Linked DNA regions of Mus musculus: all the other regions are linked to region 2. A link is a loop called in an ENCODE intact Hi-C map of the cell type or tissue named here. Cell type or tissue: heart. All regions are shown on one strand.

Region 1 (4,000 bases), 130 kb before region 2:
ACATGGCTCTTTAATAGAGGTGACCTTGCCAGTCCCTCCTGGCCACAAGCTCACTCATGTAGACCCTAGAGCATCCCTACCTGTGTAACTCCAGTCTGAGGCAGGAATGTCCCTGCTCAGCATCCTTCTAGTCTCTAGGAGATATTCCATGGTTTCTTTTCTTCTGTGACTGCTATAGGACCACTAAGAGCCTGTGTTGTAACTCTTTGTTGTAAATATGCTCCTACATATTACTGGTGGATTTTGTCTCCCAGAAATGAATTATTGTCTAACCCCAGTGGATGGAGTCACCTAGAAAGACGCGGGGACATAAAAGGAAAGAAATACCTTTTCTTAAGATCTTAGGTTCACATCTACCTTCATAAGAAAATAGATTAACAAGGGAGAAAAAAACCCCACAAAGTTATCCAATGTACTTCCTGTTCTGTGTAGTACGAGATCACCCAGTAATGGAGACTTAAGAAGGCAAAGAATGCTGTACCTATTTATGCTTAAGTTTAATGGAAGCCAGGACCAAAGTTGGTTTCTACTAATAGTAGCAGTGGCAAGTCCTATGTTGGGTAGCCTTTGCTGTGAGTGTGTCACCAAAGTCACAAGCAAGATGTTTTCTGCGTGGCCTCCCCAACAGCCACTGAGAATTATGCGAAGAAATATAATGAACTTCAGATGAACTTGAAGATATCACTATTCTAACACATTTCTGGAAAGTGGTGTGCGAATATAACATCTCTCTGGCTCTTGCTGACCTAATCTCTAACGGGGGGGGGGGGGGGAGCGGGACACTTATCTTTCTCTAAATTTGAGATAACCTATAACTTGTAGGAGTGTTACACAACTGATCAGTACTGACAGTTTTGTTTTCTTTATTGTTTTTAAATTTCTATTTATTTATTCTATGTGCATGAGTGTTTTGCCTGCACGTATGTCTGTGTACCACGTGTGCCTGCTGCCCATGAGGCCAGAAGGGGTCCCCTGGAACTGGAGTTACAGATGGTTGTGAGCTGCCATGTCAGGTGCTGGGTTCTGAACCTGGGTCCTCTGGAAGAGCAGCTGGTTCCCTTAACCACTGGGCCATGTCTCCAGCCCCCACCATGATTTTTCATGATTCTCAGTGTTTGAGAGTAGAGCTATGGCCCCAGTCAGCCTCAGGGGTTAGGCTAGGAACAAAAATGAGGCAAATGGTACTGCCTGGGTGGTAGCAAAGAAGAATATGCACACAGGGCTCAATCAACATGTCCCCACTGCATAAAAGTCACCCTCATTCCCAGGAGTCTCCATTAGGGCCTCTGTGTATCCTAGAGACAGCCCTCCCATCCTATCTCCCTCCATCAACTGCAACTTTAAAGTTGTGTGTGTGTGTGTCAGAAGACAATATGCAAGAGTGAGCTGGCTCCCTCCAACATATAGCTCTCAAGACTTAAACCTTAAACTCAGGTCCTCGGGGTTGGTGGCAAGCACCTTTACCAGCTGAGCCATCTTGCAGGCCCTCTAATGTTTTATCAGTGTTCCTGCAGATTGGGGTGATGGGATTTGCAATGTGCCCTTGGGGTCTCCCTTGCCCCTCTTGGCCCCAGGATCACAGGAAGACCACACTCTAGGCCCTCTCCACCCACATTCACTCTCTCTTTAATCCCTGTCCAAGTCCCTGCAAGCTGGAAGCTTTACCTAAGGAAAGTGGCTCAGGCTCTTCTTCACACTAGAGTGTTAATGGTTTAACAGTTCCCCCTGCACAATGAGTGAGGCAGAGCTACAAAGCCAACAGTAAGAGAAGCTACAGAATCAAATAGTAAATACGGGGGATTTAGGGTATCTGGCCCCTCCTAGGAAGGAATGTGTTAACTTCAAAGTCTTCTTCAACTCTTTTGATCTCACCAACAAAACCAAACCAAAGTCTGTCTTTGGAGAGCAGGGAGGCTGGCAGGAGGCTGAGCTCCGGGTTCTCTCTGGGGAGGCTCTGGGAGACCCAAGAGGGTGGGAAGCTTGAGACCCCTGCTGTGGCACACCTGCTAACTTTCATTCACCACTCTGGCCATGGGTGAGATGTCCAGCAAGTATTCCTGAAACACACCCGAGATGCACGCTAACCCAGAGAAGAGAGCAACCCCAACGGGTTCCTCAAGATTACTATTTATGAATTAAAAAAAAAACCAAGCAACTCTTTGCCCATGACTTTAGCCTAGAGGTTTTCTTCCCATTCAGGAAAGGCTGCTTCCCCAACATCTTCAAAGCAGGCCTTGCAGTTGAAGTGTATGGTCACCAGGTGGTGAGAGCGTGCTGTGGCTGGGAACAGCAACTAGGAAGCCAAGCTCACAGGCACCCAGGTACCTTACCCAGAGCCAGGACTTCCTCTCCACTGCAGCCACAGCCACTAAGTTAAGAGAGATGAACCACCCTTAATGAACAATCAGTCCATAGTGACCTGGAGCAGCTACGTAGACCAAGCCGTCTCCATCTGAGAAAAAAAAAAAAAGTCAATCTGTTTTTAGAAAACAAAAAGCCTCAGGAGTGCCCACCTTTCTTTGTAAAACCTTATTTGTTTATTGATTGATTGATTGATTGATTGGGGGGGGGCGGGGTATGCTCACACAGGCCCACGCTCATGCATGTTACGGATGCATACGACTGCATGGTTGTCAGAGAACCACTTTCAGAAATCAGTTCCTTCTTTCCACTGTGTGGGTTGTGGACACCAAACTCAGGCTGCCAAGCTTGGTAGCAAGCATCTTTACCCACTTTTCAGTGAGTGTATCTCTGCCACCTCATGCTTCCTTCTGGTCTCCTTGCAGGAGGAGACACTACCCTCTTGTGACACGTCTAGGAAAGAACTCTAAAGTTCTCTAAAGGAACGGGCACCCAACTTCCATCTGTCACCACCTGGGTAAGAGCCTATAGCAGTGTCACCACCTGGGGAGGAGCCTAGAGCAGTGTCACCATCTAGGGAAGAGACTAGAGAGGTGTTTCTCAATGTGCAGATCTTGAAATCTTTGGGGTTAAATCACCCCTTCACCCTTAGGAGTCCCCTAAGACTATTAGAAAACACAGATATTTACATTATGACTCAACAGTAAGAAAATTAGTTATGAGTAGCAGTGAAATAATTTTATGACTGGGGGTCACCACAGCATAAGGAACTGTATTAAAGGATTACAGTATCAAGGGGCTTGAGAACGTCTGCCCTAGAGGAACCTGGTCAGGGCTGAGCTAGGAGGGTGTTAGAGATCAAAGATGCTGGGGTCCCCGCTCTCCCTTTCCCGCTTGGACCTACAGGTTTGCTGGTCCCTTCTCCCACCTCACCTGTCTTTTAATGATCTCCTTCCTGGTCCTACTTCCAAACACAGCCAATTCCCTTTATTTAACGGGATTTTTCACAAGACATTGCCTCAAATATTTGCTCATTAAGTGAGCAAATCCTGACCTCAAAGGGGGTTGAGTTCATGGTGACAAATTAGAAGACTTTTTATCACCTGACTGATACATACACAACCTTTGTGGTCCTGATGGATTATACCTGTAATCTAAGACTGAAGCAGGAGGATTGCTATGAGTTTGTGGTCAGCACAGGTGAAAGTAAGAGTCAATAATAGCACGGGGTGAGGCGGGGAGCAGGAGGGCAGACAGAGGAAAGAGTAGCGGTTGAGATGTAAAGTGAATTAATTAATTAATCGATTGATTGATTAATGGAGAAAATAATAGTACAATCTTTCTATCTAAAGACATTCCACTAAGTATTAACAATGGGTGACTTTTCTGTCTCATGTATTGCAGGCTATGAGCCACAATATGTTTGTACTTGGAGCACTGTACCCACTTGAGCCATGTGCTCAGCAGCAATGTAAACAACCAGTCAGCAGCAAAAATAACAAAACCTGTTTCAGAAAAACAAGAGGGGATAGTAAGTAGTCTAAGAAGCTGAGCCTGAGAGACTCAGAGTTGAACAAGCCAGATCCTTATCTTGTTGGACTTGAAGAAGTAGGAACAGAGGAGGACACTCTCTACCCCC
Region 2 (4,000 bases):
CTTAGCAAAGAGCACAGCAGTTTTCACCAGCTTAGCAAAGAGCACAGCAGCTGTTTCCTGCTGTGCACCTCAGTGGGGTCAGTCCCCAAGGCTCTCCTGATCCACCATGGTTTTGTGGATGCATTTTTTACTTGTCTGAGATTGCCTCTGCTTCTTGACTACTTGAATTCTTATTTTTATTTTTAGAACAGAAAAACAAACCAACCCAACCCAAAATCCCTTGAAGCAAACAAGCAGTCATGGTGTTTACAGCAGTCACCCTTGTTCACATGCTCTCTGAGATAAGAGCCTGCAGCCAGCATGGCCCCTCGATAAGTCCACATGAATTGGCCATACAGAACACAACATTGTGTTGTCTCAGACAAACATCCGGGTAACTTGGCCACCTTTACTGGTTTGAATGCAGTCAGTTTGCCTGAGTACCCAGGGGATCTTGAAAGACCAGTTCTTGCCATATTCATTTCCTCTTTCCCTAAGCATTGGACTTTAGAACACTAACACGTTTGCCAAAGGCTTCTAGAAATATCTAAGATATACAAAGAATTCTTCTTCAGATCCAGAACATCAGGGTGAAGCCCTTAAGGAATGCCAGGAGAGCCTGCATGTTTGTATCTTTGTGCTTCTTCAAAATGGAAATGGAGTGCTGCATACCGTCCCACTTGCCAGCCTGCCTCTTGCCAGCTGGGCTGGCACTGTTGGCATCAATCCCTCTACCTTTTCAACTCTGTTACCTGAGGCCAAGCTGTGACACTGTAGACTGTCTTGGAGCCTGGGCTGAGGATCCTGATCATGCCTGTGCACTTGTATGTCCACCACAGTGACCTTGACAGTGGCACACCTCACTTTCGTGTCTTGGCATCTTGCCTGATGGCACTCAAGTTTTGGTAAATGAAGTCTCGTTGGTTTCCTTAGAGGCTAAAGGCTACCTAAGGAGGACAGGGAGTGTTCATAACTTGTGGTGCTAAAGTCAGAAAGGGGTCGGAGGCAGCGAGAGAACAAACAGGTGCAAAGATTTGAGCGTGAACCCTACTCTACTGCTCACCCCACTCAGCCCTTCTTAGTGTTTTCCACTGTAAAGCAATGATAACAACTCCTGTGGGTTATCGGGAAGATTTGTGCAGATAAGATACATAAGCTGTCCAGTAGACAGGTAATCAACAGATTGAACTAAATGTTGTTATATGCCCTGGACAGTACTATGAGGGCTACCTGGGAGATCTTTTGCCTAAAATCACACTCTCTCTTCTCCTTGGAAGCTGTACTTGAATAACCAACATCAGGAATTGGTGTTAGAATGTATGCTGTGATTTCTAGAAGACCCATGTTAAAGGGCAACCTCACCACTTGCAAGTGGAGCCACTACAGCAAGCCTTTATCAAGAACTAGTCCAATCAGAATGGGCCTGGTGGCACAGGGCTGCCATCCTAGCTACTCAGGAGACAGGCACAAGGGTCACAAGTCAAAGGTCTGCTGGGACAGCCTATTGAGCCCCATGTCAAAATAAGTAAAATTTAAAGAGAGAGCTATAGATGATAGATAGGTAGGTGATAGCTAGATAGAATACACAGACACACACACACTTTATATAGGTAGACAGACAGATATATATATCGATCTCAGATGTAAAGTGTTCACTGTACATACATGAGGACTGAGTTTGGATCCCAGCACTAGCGTGAGAGTCTGGGTGTGTGTAATCCCCTCCCTGGGAGAGCTGAAGTGGAAGGATCACTGGGGGCTTCCTGGTCAGCTATTCTAGCCATTCAGTCAGCTCCAGACCCAGTGAAAGACCCTCTTCTTTGTAGAATAAAGTACTGGTCCTACACACACACACACACACACACACACACACACACACACCCCACATATACATGGATACACATACAAGCACACACACAGTCTACAGATATGCTCAGTGGTACAGCATTTGCCTAGACCCTGGGCTCAATCCTCAAAATTGAAAGAAAAACATCAGTTTAATTGATCAGCAAAGACTGAACTTGGAGAACAGGGCACTGCTGTACTTGTGATAAGTACTTTTTGTGCCCACTTGATCGTGGACTGCCTAAGTTCTTGATGGCTCCCCCTGATTGTATCTTTCTCTTGGAAGTATTTGGGCAATTAGCAAAGACATTGCACACAAAGGACAACTGCCTGGGCAAGAGGGAGTCAGAGTGGAGGCTTGTCTGTCTGTTAGCCAGTCCCACCGTGGGAGGGAGAACGGGAACTTCTTTCCCTCAGGAGCATGAGTGCTGCAAAGCCTGGCAGCAGTGTGAACGCGGAGCCTTCTGCAGTAGTCCACAGGGGGGCGCCATGTGCCAATCTTAATCTGTAAGATTCTGTCAAGAGGCGGAAGTTCACAAGCAACTGCTATGCAGAGACCAGTGTTGGTGCGGCTGCTTGCTGCCGAGGGAGCCCTGGCTGGCTTTCTGGCCCTTGCTCTCTCCGGATCTGAAAGTGAGGATCAGCCATCCAGTCTGAGGACTACACAATTCAGCGGCATCGCGAACTCCCAGGAAGTGCTGACATCCATCCACTCCTCAGGGCCTGCCCCTTGGAGGACCCGGTCAGAAGATCTGGCGTCGAACAGGACAGGATGGAGCAGCGAGGGGTCTGATGGCTTATTTTTTAATTCCTCTGGTGACAGTTTTATTGGGCTGTTATTTACATATGTTGTAACTCACCCATTTAAAGTGTACTGTTCAGGGGCTGGAGAGATGGCTCAGCGGTTAAGAGCACTGACTGCTCTTTCAGAGGTCCTGAGTTCAATTTGCAGCCACCACACGGTGCCTCACAACCATCTGTAGTGAGATCTGATGCCCTCTTCTGGTGTGTTTGAAGAGTGGCAATGTACTCACGCACACAATAAACAAACAAATAAATCTTTAAAAAAATTTGTACAGTTCAACGAGCTTGCTGAACACACGCATGGTTATGCAACCACCACCCTAACCATCCCTCAAAAAACTCAAAAAACCCTCTGTCTGTGATCTCACTTCCCAAAACCCCACTCCCAGGCAACACAGTTTTTACTTCTGAGTCTACAGAGTCACCTACTCTGGAGATTGATATAAATCAAGTGATGAGTTTAGTGCCTTTGCTTCTGGCTTGTCTCCCTGTTTGCAAGCTTTATCCCTGAGGCTCATGCAGCGGTGCTCATGCCAGTGTCTTAAGCAATAGAATTCTATTTCACTGTGTGAAATCCATAAACAAAATCCACATTTTGTTTATTGGGTCCTTATTTAATGATTTTTTTCTGTGTTCTAATTTATTATGAAGGATGTTGTTAGGACTATTCTCTTGAGAATAGTCATTTATTCTTTTTATTTATTCTTATATGTGGGGTATGGTGGTCAGGGAATAGCTCTGCAGAGCTGTTTTTTCCTTCCACCTTTCTGGGGGTTCCAGGGATTGAACTCTCATCACCAGATTTGTATAACAAGTCTTGCTACTCACTGAGTGAGCTCACCAACCCTTTTATATATGTGTTCTTGTAGGGACAAGATTGATTTATTTATTGTGTGTGTATGTGGTGTGCCTGTGTGTGCCTATGTGTGTGCACCTGTATGTGTATGTGTAGTATATGTAATTGTTAGTGTGGATATGTGTCGATGGGTGTGCAAGTATATGTATATACATGTGTGTGCGTGTGCGTGTGTATAAACCAAAGGTTGCCACCCCTCATCTTTTCCTGATCATCTTTATTTTTGGAGACAGTCTCTGGAGCTCACTGCTTCTGCTACTCTGGCTGGTGTGAGCTTTAGAGATTGCCTCTCTCTGCACCCACAGTGCTGGGGTGACAGGAATATGTCACCATGCCCTGCTTTCATGTGGGCTCCGGGGATCAGAACCCAGAGCCTCAGGTCTGCAAGGCAGACACACTTTCGTGACTGAGTGATTGCCCCAGTGCAGAGAGATTTTACCTTAAAGTGTTCTCCTGAATGAGTGGCAATGTAGGGAGAGTTTCTGGTTGTCCCTTCTGGAGGACAGAAGCTGCTGG
Region 3 (4,000 bases), 79 kb after region 2:
AGTGAAGGATCCTACCTTACAAAAATGGAAGACACCCATACAAACCTCAGTGCGGGGGCAGCTGGACTTTCCTGGCTGCTTTTTAGTTATTCCCCGCCTTAGGAGCAGTGTGTGCAGTGCCAACCAGGCTGGCAGAGATTGGCTATGGGAGACACAGTGGAGAGTGCCTGTCCTTCTGGGATAACCTCGTTCCTGTCCTTGCAAGCCAAAAAAGTGTCAGGGCAAAGGTATTCTGTGCTGCCTGCCACACAGGATTAAACTGTGTTGCAGTGACTTAGAAAAACTATGACCAGTTATTCCACAAATGTACTTTTGAGTCTCATATGTGCCCCAACATTTATTGAGGTACAATTGTACTTTGCTAAGAAGTTTCTCTTTAATATAAGAAAATCCCTGAGGCAGAATAATTTACAAAACAAACAAAGGAACACACACATATCTTTCTCACAGATCTGGAGGCTGGGAGGACTGGTACCATCTAGTTCAGGATGTTCTCTGTTCCCCATCTGCACACTGCTGGATGCGGCCTGCAGGAAGGAAGGAACTTGCCCCTTAAGTTCTTCTGCAAGGTAACCATTTAATCCAGGGGCCTCTGCCTCCGTAACTTGATCATTCCCTAAATGCCTGACCTTTTGATATCATCACACTGGTGACTGAATTTCAACATGTGGATTTGGGGACGATACAACAAAACCAAGCTTTTTTTTTTTTTTTTTTTTTTTTTTCTTTTCCTATTTCTTAATCCTTCCTTGTGAGCTAGAGGATGTACCCAGGGTACATCTTTGGGGTTCTTAAAAAAATCTGCAGTCACTGTTAAGGGTCACATTTTGGATGTGAGCAACAGGTTGGAGCAACAAATATATAGGCTCAGAGTTGCCTCTCAGGCTTGCCCCATCTCCCCCTACAAACCAGTCAGAGGTTCCATTCTTCCTGGTCAGGAACATGGGTTTTGAGGACGTCTCAGTCTGTTTGTGCAGAAAAAGCCTTCCCTTCTGACTCTCAGGTGAACAGACCTCGGCTTCACCCTGTCAGTGAGGTCACAGTATTATAAAAGTGGAAATGTAGCAGAGGACCAGCGTTTTGAAAGGACTGCATGGCAGAGGCCAGCTCAGGCAGGACTAAAGAATGCCTTTGCTTCTGTGTAACGGTCACTGGGAGTGTGTGTTGAGATTATGGGGAGAGTTAAGGCTGCTATGCAGTAAATCTTCAGTTCTGTTGGAGTCCCTGCGCTGAGCTCAGCTTCACACTTAGGCTGAAGTGAGCCCTCTGACAACCTAGAGGACTGGAATGTTCTGAGCTGCTCACTGAGCAGACGTCCCCAGGCTTTGGGGGACCAGTGGGAATCTTTAGCTTTTTCTGTGCCCAGACTTAACAAGCATCGGGGAATAAACTCAGGCCAGCAGGTTTGGTGGCAAAAGAACTTTTGGCAGCCAGTTGTTGGTTATTGATCCTCCAACACTCCTTTCTAAACCATCCCTGAGCAGCTGGTACAGTTGCATAAGGCAGCTCCCAGAACAAACCCTTTATCTGATCAACACGCACAGTAGTTCTGCACTCCCACAGCCTGGCAGCACAGTCCCCTGAGCAGGGTTTGCAGGGTGTTGGCTGTTGAGCAACTGTGGGAGGGAAGGAAATTACTGCTGGACACTATCTGTGTTTCTGTGGAGTGCTCATTTCCTCTGAGTGAAAGCCGGGATGGCTTTGGGTGGCTCTCGGTGCTTCTGGCATGGCAAAGAAAAACAACCATCTCCTTTCCAGGCTTTCGGCTTCATCGTTCTTAATTAAAACAAACAAACACACACACACACACACACACACACACACACACACACACAAAATCAAGTTGCAAGATGTTTATTTTGTAATTAACAAGGAAAAGAACTCTTATTTTGAAAGTTTGGCTTGCGACACTTTCTAGTTGTGTTGGTTCTTGGAAGAAAATGTTCTTGTGTTAGTTCTTGGCTTTGAATTTTTCCTCAGTTTTGAAAAAGAAAACTGATGTTGCCTGGCACATATATTTATATGGGTTTAAGTGTTTCAGACTGTTAGGGGATGGAGATTGATCCAGCCTAGTGCCAATGAATACATGCTATAGTATGGCGTTCGGTCAGCTCAGTCTGTGGTTCTGTCTGAGAACCCAGGGACCTTTGCACCTATTTCACTGTTAGTTACCAGACCTGAGACTTGTGGGAGCCACGCTTTTCAGGAGCATATCGCCCTCTCCTGGTCAATATATAGTACTACAAGAAACAAACAAAAAAAGACCTGGAACACGACTGCAGGGTCTCTTCATGTAGCCTTGGCTGTCATACAACTCTGTAGACCAGGCTGGCATCAAACTCACAGAGGCCCTTCAGCCTTTGCCTCCTGAGAGCTGGGATTAAAGGCATGCACTGTTAACCCTGCATTAGGAGGGACCTCTTTCTTTACAAGTCCTGAGTGTTTTTTAAAAAACACTTCAGCATTCTGAACACATCTCTTTCTGCACAGAGAACTGGTTCTGACTAGAGGATTGTATTCTTCAGACTAGGGTCCCCATTTGTATTTTTAAAAGTCTTCTGCATTTTCTGAGACCATGTAGGAAGGCTTAATCAGCACAACCTAGACTTTCATTTCCTGCTCTGAGCAATCTTCTGTCCTCGCCTTGCTTGGATCTAACTCGGCCTTCTCCACCCAGCCCTGTTACACATTCGGATTCCTGGAGCAGCAGAAACACAGCCGCCCACACTCCGCTCTTGTACAACTTTGAATCGGTCTTGACTGGGCGCAGGTGATTTTAAAGTTCCTGGGGTGATTCCACTGTGCCACTCGGTGGAGACCCACTAAGCAAATAATCCCCAATGCAGCCCACGTGCCCATCCTCTTGTGGAGGTGCTGAGAATTCAAGGGTAAACGTGGGACTCTGTAACACAGATCGATCCTTCGCTATCACCACAGGAGCCATACACGTGGTGCCCTCTAACTCCGAAGAATAAATATGGAGTCTCAGAATAAACATTTATCCAAACACATCACTGCTGTCTTTTCCTCAATGGAAAAGGCTCCTTTATTCCATTATCTTATCCCAGTTGGAACTTGCAACCAAATGTATCTGTGGTGACGAATACACAGAGGGACGTTTTCCTGATTAAAGTCTAAGATCAGACACAGATGGCAGCCTTTAAATGTCCGCTTCCCCACAGTCTCCAGAACCTACACACATGCAGCTCTGCGTAGTGTCTTAGTTTCTTTCTCTGTTTCTGTGATAAAGAAAGGTGACAAAGAAAGCTTGTGGAATGAAAAGCTTAGTTTTGGCTCATAGTTCAGGGCACAGTCCATCTCTTCAGAGAAGCTGTGGCCATAAACGCTTGAGACAGCTGGTCAGAGTGCATCCACAGTCAGGAAGTGGACAGCAACGGGTGCCTGCTTCTGCTCAGTTCCCTTCTCTGTGGACACAGGCCAAGGTCACAGCCAGGGAATGGTGTTGCCCGAAAAGGATGGGTCTTCCTAGTTCAGTTAATGTAACCAAGATAATGCTCTCCAGGCCCACCCAGGGCACCTCCTGGGTGACTCTAGACGCCATGTAGATAGTGTCACTCCAGGGAAAGGGGACTTTTCGAGAGTGATCATCCAAACGAGGGTCCTGAGATGAGGAGATCATTCTAGAGCATCTAAGAGTCTCCCACAAAGCACAGGAGTGTGATAAGATGTGAGAGAAAGTCTGAGAAGATTCTGGCATGGAGGCGAAATCCAGGGAAGAGAAAAGGCATCGAATGGAGGAATGGCCACAGCAGGGGGACAGAGGTGGCTTTAGAAGCTGAGTAAGGTAGGGAGTTTCTGAAGAGCCTCGAAAAGCAATGTAGCACTTGGATTTTAGCAGGGTGATAACACTGTGCGCCTTCCTGGCATGTAAAATGACTAAATATAATCTTTGATTTATGGTCACTCCCATTAAGTATCAAGATATTGCTGGGATATAAAAGTATCATCTATGAAGATGTTCAGTCTTCACTGTGTCAAG
Region 4 (4,000 bases), 410 kb after region 2:
TGAGGTTCTGATTGAGACCTGTGTCAATTTGGAGAAGATAAAACTTTGAACACTGCCTAGGTGGAATGTCTTGTTGCAGTGGTCCCAGGAAGAAAAGAGTCTCTGCTCGGAGAAGACCAGCTAGACAGGCGATGGGGGTCAGGCTGTGCATTCTTGGAACACTGAATGAAAGCCAAGACTTTAAATGTATTTGGTGTGATAGGTTCTTGGCTGTTTCTGATCCCTAAAAAGGAATGTCTGAAACCAATAAACACAGTCACTCATTTATTCATAACTTTTGTTTTGTTGGTTTTTTTTTTTTTTTTTTCAGGTCAGTGGCTATGTAGCTTAGGCTGACCTGAAACTTGGTATGTAGACATGGCTGGTCTCTATGGAGATCCTCTGCCTCCTGACTGCAGAGACTATAGAGGTGTGACTCACAACTTTTTTCTTTTTTGTCTATTCACAAAATTTATATATTTGTTCACTGTAGAAACGAGGGCAAAATCATAAACTATTTTTAAAAAAAATCATTAACCAGGTGTGGTGGCACACGCCAGAACTTGGAAGGTGGAATGAGGAGGATCGGGAGTTCAAGTCCAGCCTGGACTTCATGTGACACGGTCTTAAACACACACACACACACACACACACACACACACACACACACACACACACACACACAAAACCAAAACCAAAGTTGGGGGGTGTTGCTGGGTTTATTGGGGCACTCCTGTAATCCTAGCCATTGGAAGATGAAGGCAGGAAAATCAGGAGTTCCAGGACAGTCTTGGCTACCTAACAAGTTCAAGTGGACTCCCAGGGACCACTGCCACTCTCTTAACCCAAAATCAAATAGTTAGGAAGTCAACCTCTCCGTCCTTATGCTGTATTTACGCCTTTACTATCCAAAGCTGTTGATAGGATTCTTTGACTTTGTACATCGGGCGAAACACTTCCAGGGATGATGCCTGGCACTGCAGGTTTTCTAACCGATGCGTCCCTCCAGTCTGGTCGCACGCAGTGATGCAGGGACCAACAGAGAGCTGGATGGAGCAGGGCGGAGCTGCGAAGGGATGAGGGCGGGGAGGCGGGGCGAGCGCTCAGACGGAAGGTGGGGAGGGTGGTGCCCTGGGCGGGGAAAGGTGGCAGGGGCGGGCTCGGCCGAGGCTCCCGGCTCAGGTGGGCGGCGCGGCCCAGGTGCGCCGGCCCGCAGCCGCTCCGCCCTCCTCCCAGGGGCGTCTCCCGCCCGCACGCCCGCCCGCACGTCCGGGTGACGACCGTTAGTCCCGCCCGCAGCAGACGGCTCGGCAGCTCCGGTGGGGGGGCATCTCTGGTCTCTAGTCGGGAGATTCCCCCAGGTCCAAGACTGGCTGGAGAGAGGCCGGAGAGTGCGGCTGCTGCGGGGCGGAGAGATTCCGAGCGACTTGACCTTCCCAGCCGCTGCCCCTCCTGAAGCCGTCCCGGCGCTGCTCCGGGCTCCGTTAATTGTTGAGGTTTTTCTCTTAAGTGGTGGTACCTCGGCATGAACTTTAAAGGCAAAGATGACAGACTTTGTTGTTTGGAAGCCTACCTTACTTTGACATGTCTTAAGAACTCAAGGTTGACTGGTGGTAAGATATTCCACTTTAATGAGAGCATCGGTTTAACGAAGCAGTTTTCTGACTTGTATAGGGCGTAAGTCTTTTTTTTTTATTTTTATTTTTTTTTATTTTGCGTAAGTCTTTGTAGATAGGAGTTCTGAGTGATTTATCAGAACTTTTTTTTTTTTTTGCCATCAAAAGGTTTGTTTGATTCATCAGCCTGTGGTTGCATGAATAATTTTCAAAGTTTGAAGCAGGCATTTTGGTGTATAAGCAAGATGAGGATGAAGGCAGCGACAGAGTCTCTGGTTTTCCCAAGTAGGGAGCGTGTATCAGGGCTCCTACTTTATTCCCAACGGTTTTTAGCTTCCATTTCCCAAATCTTATGCTGGTGAGGCACCTAGTGGTGAAGTGGCAGAACAGGTCACTTTTAGAATAAATTTCACATGGAATAAAATTCAATACAATACAGTAAATGCACATGCTCTAACTTTCGCAAATTGATTGAATTAATATTTTTTCAGGAGAAAGTGATTTATGAGAGGAAACATTGTAACTTACTATTTGGAGCAATTTGTAGAAAGCAGAGCTTAATCATCTTGTCCTACCAGGCATGCGCAGAAGTTAGTCATAAGCACAGGGGATCAGAAGTCAAAACTGCCCAAAAGCGGAAGAGGCTTAAAAATCACTTTGCTTTATAGCAGTGAGCCTCGGATCTTGTGGTTTTTGTAGCAGGTTATTTTGTAATATTTAAACTACATATTTAACTTACATACCATACATGTCTAAGTCCATGTGGCCGAACGAGAGAAATGACTTCTATGGCATGCTATGTTTGCATGTGTGTCACCCACAAATAAATGTTAAAAAGAAAAAACATAGTGGTTTTTTTCTGATTTATTTTTAATTATGTATGTCTGTGTATGTGCATGAGTACAGTGCCCATAGAGACATACATAGAGACACTATTGAACATGAGGATGTGAGCTGGGAACCGAGCCTGGGTATCTGGTGAGAGCAGTGCAAAAGCTCTTGACCTCTGAGCCGCAGCCCCAGCCTCGCCTGGTGAGCTTTGAAAGGAAATAACTGAACACAGAGACATTAGAATGTTGCAACCGAATATACACTTGCTAACTAAAATCATACAGTAACAAAATAATCTGAAAATAAGGCTGGTATGTTTTTGTTAAGAATAGTTCAAGTAAATATTTGTGCTTGGTGCTTTGCCTATGGTTGTCAAGTAATCAGAATATAATACAGTTTATAGCAAGGTGGTATTTTAAGTAGGACATTTAGGACAGTTTATTATGAAAATTTGTTTTTAAGTAACTTGAAAAAAATCACATAATTTCCTATTATCTATATTTAACACAAATTATATATTTTGTTATAAGTTGCTTGGCTGCACATCACAAAGGAAGAATAAACTTGTATCTACTTGGTAAAAACAGAGAGCTTGAAGATATCCCAAAGGCACTCAGCCAGCCACAGAGCAGGAAGCAATATGGACTCCTCTGCTGTCACTGTCAAGGGTCTCAGCCTCATAGACTTTTGTTCCACATCCTCCTTTAAATATAGGGGCCATCACGAGCTGTCAGAATCTTGCAGCCTTAATAAGAAAGAAGAAGAGCCTATGCTAACCTGTGAGCATCCTGAAACTCCAAGTTTAGGTTCCCCCAATTCTGCAGTATCTCCCAGTCAAATAATGAAGTCTGTGTCCCTAAGGAAGGAAAAGGATAAAAGCCCAGAACTTTGTGAGACTCCTAAACTCAGAAGGAAAAAATGCACATTACGCAGGCGGCTAGACTTTTCTTTCCCTCTTCTGAAGGGGGATTCTGATTCACAAAGCAGATCTCTGGAAAGTAACATAAGCCAAGGTGTTAGCCTAGAAAAACATTTGCCAGGTAGCACTTCAGGTTTCCCAAAGGAAGACAACTTTAGCCCATTAGTTACCAGCACGATAAAAACAGAGGATGTGGTTTCCAACAGTCAGAACTCAAGGTTACATTTTTCTCAGCACAAGACTTCCACCATTGAAGATTCCAAAGACAACTGTGGCTTGTTTGAAGTGGAATGTCTGTCTCCAATTGAAGGCAATGATTTTAAAGATTCTATCACACACTTTAGTGACAGCAGTTTAAGTGTTAGTGATGAGAATACATGTCCTGAACTTCTGGGCTCCTGTGGTAGCCAAACAACCTATGGAGCAGATGTGACTACATCTGTAACTCCAGTAAGTAGTCTCATAGCAAAAATCAAATTTAATGGAAACCAAACTCTTGATTCTTCAGGAGAGGTGAGAGACAGTCTTTTTACACCTGAAGACAGTGGCTTTTGCTCACTTAGCTGGGACAAATCAGAAGATTTCCTCTCTGACCAAGAGGGCTCTTTTCAAGAACTGCTTCAAAAACACAGGGTGACTCCCAAAGTTGGGGACC
Region 5 (4,000 bases), 57 kb after region 2:
CCACTGCCCAGTGTCTCCCTCCTCCCACTGCTGGCCACCTCCCTCTGGGTCTCAGGGACATTGCAGCCTCATTTTTCCCACAGCAGACCTGTCCCTTGTCCTTAAGTTCATCTGCACTTCTTCTTGCTGTGTTTGTGGTCTTGACGGATGTGACTCCATGCTTCTGGCTGCCACACCTCGAATGCAGAAATTTCTCTGCCTTTTCTCTCCACTCTTCTTTCTTGCTTCATTGCTGATGAAGAACCGTCTCATCAACCATCTCACTATCCCTCATAACTCTCTCCCTCCCTCATCTCATGGCTGCTTCTCCACCTCCCCACACAATGGGTGGGACCAACTCTTAACACTGCCCCCCCCCCCCGCCCGCTCCAGTCTTTTGACCCTCCTTTAGGATCAAAGAAGATAAATTATGTGATTTTATTACTTTCAAACTTGTGGAAATTTACTTTGTGGCCCCAAATTTGATGAACTTTGCCCCTCTGGATGGCCTCTCTTCCTGCTCATGCCCCTCCTTCCAGGAAGCCTTCCTCTGTGCTCCTACCCTCCCAGACCTGTACCTGCCCCCTTAATAACATTTCCTGTGCTGTGCTGTGCTGTGCTGTGCTGAGTTACTGCCACGGCTCCTGGGGAGACCGACAGCCTTTGGGGGAATTGTTGCTGTGTTGATATCACAAGCACTATATCCGAAGGCATGTTCATGGTGTCTTCCTCTGTAGGGAACTCTGCTGGATACCGATGGGCCCCAGCGAACTCTCAACCAGAACCTAGAGCTGAGATTTCAGTATAGTGAAGATAGTTGCCAGCAGTGGTTTGTTATTTACACCAAACAGGTGAGTTCTCAGGATAGAGCATGGCTTGCGGGCTGATGGGAACAGAACACAGTACTTCACCTCGCCCGTGTGTGTGTGTGTGTGTGTGTGTGTGTGTGTGTGTGTGTGTCCTTCACTGGCACGGGACTGAAATACTTTGCTCTTATATTTGCTTTATTTTCTTGGTCACCATGGTCATAATTCAGAGAACTTAGTTTAGCCAGCTCTGAGAGAAGAGAAAATCATTTCAAAGGAGGTTTATTGTAACTCTCAAGTCCAATGGCTTCAGACTTCAGACAATGCATTCACTTGGTCCCATGACCTGTGGCAGGGCAAAACATCATGGTGGAAACACGTAGTGGATCAAACTGTCCCAGTGTGGAAGTAGACAGAGGGAAGGGGTGGGGTCCTAATGCTCCCTTGAAGGTCACACCTCCAATGATCTACTTTCTCCCAGTTATCACCTACTTCTGCCTGAAGCCAGCCTGACCCAAACAGAAATCAAGGAAAGCAATCCGTGGGGTGGGACATTTTCTCTGACCCCAGGCTTAGACCACAGAGTGTCTGTTAGAGGGCTGAGAGTGCGCACCTGACATCTCCAATACTCCTTTGGCTTGACTTGAGAAGATAAGCATTTGCCTCTTAGCTGAAAAGTAAACTCCTCCCAGCTTTGCCTCTGTCTCACTCACAGCTCAGAGGAGTCTAGGAATCAAGCAGCTAGCCAGGGAAGAACAGAATTCATGACCAGGTTAGAGCCAGACACTTAGACCCCGAACAAAACCAGAATCTCTTAGCAGAGAACATCCAGATCATAAGTGTCTAACTAAACTGAAGAGGAACCCCCAAAAGGAAAAGAAACAATCACAACAAACCCCCATCTTAGCTATTTCAAGTTGGAGTCAAAACTCCAGATGAAAAAAATTTTTAATTAAAAAATAATAAAGGGGCACTCAGGAGGCAGAGGCAGATGGATCTCTGAGTTCAAGGCCAACCTGGTCTACAGAGTGAGTTCCAGGACAGCTAGAGTTACATAGAGAAACCCTGTCTTGAAAAACTAAAATGCTGCTGCTGCTGCTGGTGATGATGGTGATGGTGGTGATGGTGATGGCGATGGTGGTGATGATGGTGATGGTGGTGATGGTGGTGATGGTGATGATGGTGATGGTGGTGATGTTGGTGTTGGTGATGGTGGTGATGGTAGTGATGGTAGTGATGGTGGTGGTAATGATGGTGATGATGTTGATGGTGATGGTGGTGGTAATGCTGGTGGTGATGGTGATGATGAAGCTGGAGTGATGACTCAGCAGTTAAGAATACTTAATGCTTTTGGAAAGGACCTGGGTTCCATTTCCAGAACCCACACAGTGGCTCACTTGGTTATCAGTACTGCAGTTCTAGTATTCAACACCCTCTTCTGGCCTTTGTGGGCACTAGCATTCAGGCCAAAGGTCATACCATAAATAAAAATAATAAATCTTAAAATTAATAAATAGTTTTAGGTTCTAAATTCTAATAAAAATACTGCGGTAAACTTTACATTAATGTTGTATTCGACGTGAGTCCTGCTTAGTTACACAGAGAATTTTGGTTTCTGGTCACCAAAGCCCTCTTTCAACCACCTGACACAGCTGTGTTCACATCAGTGTCCTCTGAAAAGCAAAAAGAACTGCAGTCCTAGGGAGAGAAACGCTCCTGAGACGGCTTAGCCTGGATTTTACGGTTGCTATGATAAAGCACCATGACCAAAGCAACTTGGGAAGGAAAGGGTTAATTTGCCTTACAGTTTGATATCACTGTTCCTCATCAAAGGAAGCCAGGACAGGAACTCAAGCAGGGCAGGAACCTGGAGGCAGGGGCTGATGCAGAGGCCGTGGAGGCGTGCTAGTTACTGACTTGTTTCATGTGGCTACCTCAGCCTGCTATCTTATAGAACCCAGGACCACCAGCCCGGGGATGACGCCACCCACTGTGGGTTGGACCCTTCCCACATCAATCACTAAGTAAGAAAATGCCCTACCAGTTTTCCTACACCCTGGTCTTACGGAGGCATTTTCTTAGTTGAGGCTCCCTCCTGATGACTCTAGCTTGTGTCAAGTTGACATAAAACTAGCCACAAAGTAATTTCCTTCAGCATGAAGCATCCTTAGGAAGAAAATAGGAAGTTTTGTGCAATTTGCAGGTCTTTGGGAAGACAGAGAGACTTGAAACCGCCTTTCCTTCACTCTCTCCTCAGAATACTGTGCTGTTAAATTTTGTTAGTCTTTTAATCTAAACAGCCGCAAATGAGGTTAAGCCTCCGCAGAGAAGCACAGTAAACAGTTTAAAAACGGATTTCTAGTGAGATTGTGCTTTCTATGGAAGATGAATCGTGTTGGCGGATACCCAAAGGGCTCCTTGTTACAGAAGCCACGAATGGGACTGCATTCCAAATACAGACGAGGGTGGAGGACAAGCTCTCTCCGTGCTCCTTAAACACAAGCTCGGGGTGGGGGGGTTGTTTTGTTTTATTTGTACCTAGCAAGCCTAATCTGGTTGATAGAGACCCTAGCCTACATGCTTGCATGAACAGCATAGGAAAATAATGGGATCAGTTCATATCTTGTGGAACGCCATTTAAATGTCCAAACCACCTGCATGTGAAAGTTACATTTATGTGCAGGACTAGTTATTATAAATTAGGCTTGAACATACCTATGGTGTGGTGGACCATGAGAGGAAGCCTGGTAAGGTCAAGCCAGGGCTTGAAGCCCCGGAGACCCAGAAGGGATGGTAGGAGCTTTGCTTGCTCCCGACTCCACGTAGCCACAGCTCTCCATAGAGAGAATCGTGGCTATCAGTCACGTAGGGGCAGTGCCCACAAGTCCCTTCTCTTGTAGATGAGGCATCTCAGGCCGAGCCAGTAGGAAGCACCTGCTGTCAGACCCACCCACCCCAAACTGTATATAAGCTCCTATCCAGAAGGAATAGAGTTGTGTGAGAATGACTCCATCATCTGAGAGCATCCGTCACAAGAGCTGTAGCACTGCCTGGGAAGAGAACGCTCTCCTGAAACTTCCATTACCATACGCTCCCCTGCACTCTGCTCGCCAGCCCACTGCCCCCACCCCCTCCCTCCTGCTGGCTCAGCTCAGCTCTGCTCAGCCAGTGCAGCATCTCAGAACAACAGAGGCGGCTGGGTCACCAGGCCAGAG

What was found. A loop is a pair of places that touch in the nucleus more often than their neighbours do. Peaks named below come from ENCODE experiments on the same cell type or tissue, not always from the same donor. Only the 100,000 strongest peaks of a DNase experiment are listed, where the experiment ranks them.
Region 1: it touches region 2 in a loop (9-fold over the local background); 17 of 42 quality-filtered maps call a loop at or near these places.
Region 3: a loop joins it to region 2, with 4 times the contacts of the local background. A loop is called at or near these places in 26 of 42 quality-filtered maps.
Region 4: it touches region 2 in a loop (8-fold over the local background); 19 of 42 quality-filtered maps call a loop at or near these places.
Region 5: it touches region 2 in a loop (2.5-fold over the local background); 11 of 42 quality-filtered maps call a loop at or near these places.

What each region holds. Positions count from the first base shown.
Region 1 is chr15:36,704,473-36,708,472 of GRCm38, reverse strand. It overlaps Gm41296 (a long non-coding RNA gene), which reads left to right. Exons shown (of 3, transcript XR_875148.3): 2 at 2,787-2,878; 3 at 3,766-4,000. Among named protein-coding and RNA genes, the nearest start is that of Gm41296, 3.1 kb to the left of the region's middle. In heart, a CTCF peak has its summit at 2,253; no DNase peak of the experiment used is centred here.
Region 2 is chr15:36,577,055-36,581,054 of GRCm38, reverse strand. No RefSeq gene overlaps it. Among named protein-coding and RNA genes, the nearest start is that of Snx31, 23 kb to the right of the region's middle. In heart, a CTCF peak has its summit at 2,297 (motif pointing right); a DNase peak (open chromatin) is centred at 2,364; H3K4me3 peaks cover 660 bases; H3K27ac peaks cover 1,627 bases.
Region 3 is chr15:36,498,219-36,502,218 of GRCm38, reverse strand. No RefSeq gene overlaps it. Among named protein-coding and RNA genes, the nearest start is that of Ankrd46, 3.4 kb to the right of the region's middle. In heart, a CTCF peak has its summit at 2,231 (motif pointing left); DNase peaks (open chromatin) are centred at 1,618 and 2,238; H3K27ac peaks cover 765 bases.
Region 4 is chr15:36,162,126-36,166,125 of GRCm38, reverse strand. It overlaps Fbxo43 (F-box protein 43), which reads left to right and starts at 1,265. Exons shown (of 5, transcript NM_001081253.2): 1 at 1,265-1,656; 2 at 2,957-4,000. The coding sequence starts at 3,067. In heart, a CTCF peak has its summit at 1,978; DNase peaks (open chromatin) are centred at 1,185 and 1,275; H3K4me3 peaks cover 1,118 bases; H3K27ac peaks cover 566 bases; H3K27me3 peaks cover 2,151 bases.
Region 5 is chr15:36,520,273-36,524,272 of GRCm38, reverse strand. It overlaps Snx31 (sorting nexin 31), which reads left to right. Exons shown (of 14, transcript NM_001347022.2): 11 at 717-830. Among named protein-coding and RNA genes, the nearest start is that of Ankrd46, 25 kb to the right of the region's middle. In heart, no CTCF peak of the experiment used is centred here; no DNase peak of the experiment used is centred here.